2 separate regions of the Homo sapiens genome follow, and region 1 is linked to region 2. Evidence: chromatin contacts called from ENCODE Hi-C or POLR2A ChIA-PET data. All regions are on one chromosome and are shown on one strand. Each heading gives the region's core, a stretch centred on a gene start or an enhancer-like site at or near the end of the contact. The rest is flanking DNA. Distances are from core to core; before and after follow the strand shown. Region 1 has its middle 22 kb from the start of TULP4. Region 2 overlaps SYTL3 (synaptotagmin like 3).

Region 1 (2,831 bases), core at 19-2,518, 400 kb after region 2:
CACTTTAGTAAAAGTGCACAATAAAAACACCAAGAGAAGAGTTCAGAAGTAGCCAAAAGGAAAAGACAGGTGCTTACAAAAGAATGACAATTAGATGACAGAGACATCTCAACAGCGGCACTGGCTGCCAAAATCAATGAAATAGTATCTTCAAAGCACTCAAAGAAAACACAATTATATTCCCAGAAAGATTGTCTTTTAAGAATTAGAGTGAAATAAGAAGACCATTTCAAAAGAATAACAGCTGAAATTTAAGGCCAACTGACCTCGCAATATAACATCTAAACAATATTCTTCAGGTAGAAGGAAAATGTCTCAGAAGGAAGGTCTAAGAAACAACGAAAAAAGAAATTGTTAAATATGTAGGTAAAATTAAACAATGTCTGTTCAAAACAGAACAATAAAGCAGAAACAGCAGACTCATATTAATACACAGTACTTATCAACTTCTAGGTATAGCTCTTAATGCTTTATAGGTACTATATTTCTCATTGAAAAGCCTTAGCCTTATGAGAAAGATCCTTTTGTTGTCCACATTTTATAGGTGAGGAAATTGAGGCACAGGCAGGTTAAATGCTTGCCCGACACTATCCGGTAGGCAGCAGAGCTGGGTGTCACACCAGGCTGCCGGTTTCAGTTTCTAGTTTATGTGCTTAACCACTAGACTGTGTCTATGACAAATGTGGGGGGGAAGGTAGAAAACTAAAAAATAAAAAAAAGACAATTTGATCAAACAAGGATGACCAGAGCCAAAAGTACTCTAAGGCCTTTATATTGTTTTAGAAGGATAGTTAAAATACTCAACCTTATACTTAATTATCTTAGGTAAGCATGGTAAAATTTAAAGGGCAATCACTAAAAAACTAGAAATAAAGTATAAAACTTCTAAATCACTGGAGGGGTAAAAACAGAAGGGAGGTGGGAGCAGGGGAGACCAAAATCAATCCCCTAGAAAGAGAAAAACAATACAAAAGGAAAAATAAATGAAAATGTACAAAGCTTCTGCACAGCAAAGGAAACAATCAACGAAGTAGACATAATCCACAGAATGGGAGAAAACATTTGCAAAATTATTCATCCAACAAAGGATTAACAACTAGAATATATAAGGAACTCAACAGCAAAAGACATTCTGATTTGAAAATGGGCAAAGGATCTGAAAAGACATTTCTCAAAAGGAGACAACAAATGGAGAGCAGGTACATGAAAAAGTGCTCCACATCACTATCATCAGGGAAATGCAAATCAAAACCACAAGCAGATGTCTTCTCACCCCAGTTAAAATGGCTATTACTAAAAGAGTCAGAAAATAACAAATGCTGATGTGGATGCTTGAGCCCAGGAGATCGAGATCAGCCAGGGCAACACAGTGGGACCCCGTTTCTACAAAAAATTTTAAAATTAGCCAGCATGGTGGCATGCGCCTATGGTCCCAGCTACACAAGAGACTGAGGTGGGAGGATGGCTTAAGTCTAGGAGGTGGGGGCTGCAGTGAGCCATTAATCACGCCACTACACTCCAGTGACAGGGTGAGACCCTGTCTCAAAACAAAACAAAACACTTCTTGGCTATAGCAAAGGTGGTATTTTGAAAGAAAATTCATTGCCTTAAATGCTTATGTTAGTCTGGGCATGGTGGATTACATGTGCAATCCCAACACTTTAGGAGGCCAGGGTGGGAGGACTGCTTGAACCTAGGAGTTCAAGACCATCCTGGGCAACACAGTGAGACCCCGTCTCTACAAAAAATTAAAAAATCAGCCAGGCATGGTGGCACATGCCTGTGGTCCCAGCTTCTCAGAAGGCTGAAGTAGGAGGATCACTTGAGCCCAGGAGGTCAAGGCTGAAGTAAGCCATGATTGCACCACCGTACTCCAGCCTGGACCACAAAATGAGACGCTGTCTCAAAAAACAAAACAAAACAAAACAACAACAACAACTTATGTTATAAAAGAAGAAACTGTTATAAAATGTTATAAAACTTATGTTAGAAAAGAAAACATGTTATAAATTAAGGGGCTAAACATTCAACTTAAAGAAGTTAGAAAAGTACAGCATAAACCAAAAGAGAGTAAAGGAAGAAGATAGTAAAAACAGAAATTAAATAAATAAAAAGAAAAAAAAATTAGACAAGCTAAACAAAGCCAAACACTGATTCTTTGCAAAATGTAATCAAAGACACAAAGCTCTGGCAAGATAGATAAAGACAGAGCAGCACAAATAAATACTGACAATGAAAAGAGGGCTACAACTAACTACAGACACCATGAAACTTAAGATAAAATAATACCATGAACAACTTAATGTTATAAAATTAGATAACATATGAAATGAGTAAATTCCTAAGAAACACAATTTAACAAAACTACCTCAAGAAGAAAGACAGTCTAAATTGTTCTATAACCACTAAAGAAAATGAATCTGTAGTTTAAAATCATCCCACAAAGAAATCAGGCCATATAGTTTACAAACGAGTTCTACCAAACATTCAGGAATAGCCTACAGCAGTATTACACAAACTCAATCAGAATATTTAAAAAGTGATAATAGCCACAACTAGTTCTAAGAGGTTATTAGAAAATCTGTTTGTCTACTAATTAGAAATATAATCTATTAGATATAATTCATCATACTAAAAGAGTAAAGAGCAGGGAAAAAGATTATTGCAATACAAGCAAAAAAGTATCCTAAAATTCAACACTCATGGCTGGGCGCGGTGGCTCACGCCTGTAATCCCAGCACTTTGGGAGGTCGAGGAGGGTGGATCACGAGGTCAGGAGATCGAGACCATCCTGGCTAACACGGTGAAACCCCGTCTCTACTAAAAATACA
Region 2 (2,700 bases), core at 124-2,623:
TAATTTGGCAAAACATCAAAAGCCTTTCAAGTATTCATACACTTGACCAATCATTCTTCTAAGAATTTACCCCCCAAAAATAAACAGACATGTCAAAATACCTGTACAAGACGTTCATCACAGAGTTATCTATAACATGAAAAATCAAATACAGTGATATACTCACAGACACTCGGGAACAGGTTAAATAAACTATAGTGCATATATTTGGTGTATTTTATGGAGTCATCAATACATTTTGGAAGAAGTCTTAATAACATAGGAAAATGTTTATGCCAAGTTGAATTGTAAAAGCAAAATAAAACCACATAGAGTCTGATCACAATACATTTGAAATTGGATAAGTCTATCTGTGCACACACATATACACAGGCTTACCTAGAAAGAAGGCTGGGAGTGTGCAGGTGTGTACACGTGCATGTAATTTACAGTAGTTTGGGATTGTGGTAGTATTTCCATTACATCTAAATACTATTCTGTGTTTCCCAAATGCTTGCAAGGTTTGCATTACTTCTGTAATCAGAAAGTAAGTAACTTCCTTTCAAAGAGAAAAGGAAGCTCCCTCTCTTCACAGAATAGAAGATGGACCAAGGGGGAAGCAGTTAGGAGCTGCTACGTTGGAAGTGAGAATGAAGGGCAGAGGAAGATTCCAGAGACTCAGGAGGCAGAAATGTCAGGATTTGCTGACTGACCAGATGTAGCGGCAGAATGAGGAACAAAGGAGTCAAGTTTGATTCTCAGGTCTGTGGATTTGGAGACAGAGTGAGAGGTGTCGCCATTCTCCCAAGACAAGGAACACAGGATTTGGTAGCACACAGACGGTCCCAGTGATTCTTGCTTCCTGATATTCAGACCCTTTGTCCTCTCTGACTAGGGCTGACCTGTGGGACCCATAGGGCATAGCAGAAATGACAGGGTGTGGCTTCTGAAGCTAGACCATAAAAGATATTGTGGGCTCTGCTTTTCTCTCTCTTGGATCACTTGCCCTGGGAGAAGCCAGCCGCCATGTCATGAGGACACTCAAGCAGCCCTGTGGAGATATCCCCATGGTGAGGAACCAAGTCCTCCTCCCAATACCAGCAGTCACTGGCCAGGTATGAGGGTAAGCCCCAAGAGCACAGATCCCCCAGCCCCAGGCGAGCCTTCCACTGAAGACAGAAACTGTCAAAGAATGTTACTTGATTTATGTCACTAGGTTTGAGGGGAATTTGCTATACAGCAATAGATAACCAGTGCGTGGAAAGAGGCACAGACTGGAGCTGTCTGTACACTTTTGTGGTTTAAACCACCATCTAGTTTTTCTAACTTCTGCTCAGGATATAGAGGGCTGGAAAGAGTATTGCCGGTACCATGACAACAAAAACACTAGAGAACATGCAAAACCACTTTTTCCGGAACACATCAGAGAATTGAGGTTGCAGTTGCCTCCCTATTAGGGTCCAGTGGGGGCTTCCAGAGGGAGACCAGGGCCAGGAGGAGGGAGAAGGGGCTCATGCCTTCCTTCCGACCTGTGTCTGGCCAGCATCAGCTCAACAGGGTCGGAGGGTGTCTGCCTCCTGCAGCTGCTAGCTCTGTTCTCTCACTATTCCCTTTTTGCCTCCAATTCCTGTCTAACCAATCCCTAAAGTAAATTCTTATTCAAATAACCAGACAGTTTCTATTTCCCTAAGTGGATCTTAACTGCTGCAGCACAAATTCAATTCAACTCCTCAATGACTGCACCTGGTTCTCTTTTAGGGCCACAAATAGGAGCGTGGTGGAATTCCTGCCTGTCCACCTAAACCTCTGTCACCTGATCCTTGTTACCTTTCCTGACGCACCCGCTGCAAACTCCACCCAACCTGGTCTGGCTCATAGCACTACTTGTGTGCTCCTAACCTGGCATTTTCCCCCATAGTTCCATGCCTCTTACCCCAACTCTACTGAAACAGGACAATGGGAAAATGAGGCACCCTGGCATTTGAGGAAGCATTGTAGAGAAGGAGGGAAAGTTAGGGCTTTTCTGGTGTTTATTTTATACATTGATAGAAACGACATCAGCAAAAAAGAATGATTTATGCTGAGGTTGATCTTCCTGACCCTGGTTTGTTTGTCCTTACTGAAGTTTTTATTCTTAAAGTTATAAGGCAAGAAAGAAAACCCTAAGACATCAGTCTCACCTCTTTCCTAATTCCCTTTTTATCTTAAGTCACCTTGATAACATACTTCTCCCACTCACTCAGGAGACATGAAGTGCTGAAAAGATGACAAGATGGTAACGTGTGTGCACAAACACACACACATACATTCATGCACACATGAAAACTACTTACCTGAAATAATGATGCTAGAACTTCTAACGACGTAGAAAACTTTTTGAGTGAAGCAGATGTCTGCACTTAGCTGGCATTGAGAAATGACAAACTTCACCTCCTACAGCACTACTGTTTATAAGCTAGGAATTGATGTGGAAAAGGGTAGAGTCTACCTTCTGAAGAAGGCTCCAGCCCACCAACAAAAAGGTTTTGTTTTTGTTTGTTTGTTTGTTTTTGAGATGGAGTTTCACTCTTGTTGCCCAGGCTGGAGTGCCATGGCATGATCTCGGCTCACAGCAACCTCCGCCTCCCAGCTTTAAGCAATTCTCCTGCCTCAGCCTCCCGAGTAGCTGGGATTACAGGCAGGTGCCACCATGCCCGGCTAATTTTGTATTTTTAGTAGAGA

The links. Hi-C counts contacts between places; a loop is a spot of excess contacts on that map. ChIA-PET counts read pairs that join two places held with the same protein, here RNA polymerase II (POLR2A). Pooled maps may share reads with other maps.
Region 1: a loop to region 2 is called in a pooled map, with 4 times the contacts of the local background. The contact joins two enhancer-like sites. A Hi-C loop is called at or near these places in 5 of 50 pooled maps. POLR2A ChIA-PET finds 5 or more read pairs at or near these places in 3 of 52 experiments (GM12878, activated CD8-positive, alpha-beta memory T cell and naive thymus-derived CD4-positive, alpha-beta T cell).

What each region holds. Positions count from the first base shown.
Region 1 is chr6:158,288,673-158,291,503 of GRCh38, reverse strand. It overlaps a transcript of TULP4 not described here. Among named protein-coding and RNA genes, the nearest start is that of TULP4, 22 kb to the left of the region's middle. RefSeq lists a silencer at 540-589. Within about 2 kb of position 1,268, at least 7 of the 41 ENCODE cell types and tissues checked have a DNase peak (open chromatin) inside an H3K27ac peak, as active enhancers do.
Region 2 is chr6:158,685,649-158,688,348 of GRCh38, reverse strand. The region is part of intron 6 of SYTL3 (synaptotagmin like 3); the gene reads right to left. Among named protein-coding and RNA genes, the nearest start is that of SYTL3, 37 kb to the right of the region's middle. RefSeq lists a silencer at 1,106-1,306. Within about 2 kb of position 1,373, at least 7 of the 41 ENCODE cell types and tissues checked have a DNase peak (open chromatin) inside an H3K27ac peak, as active enhancers do.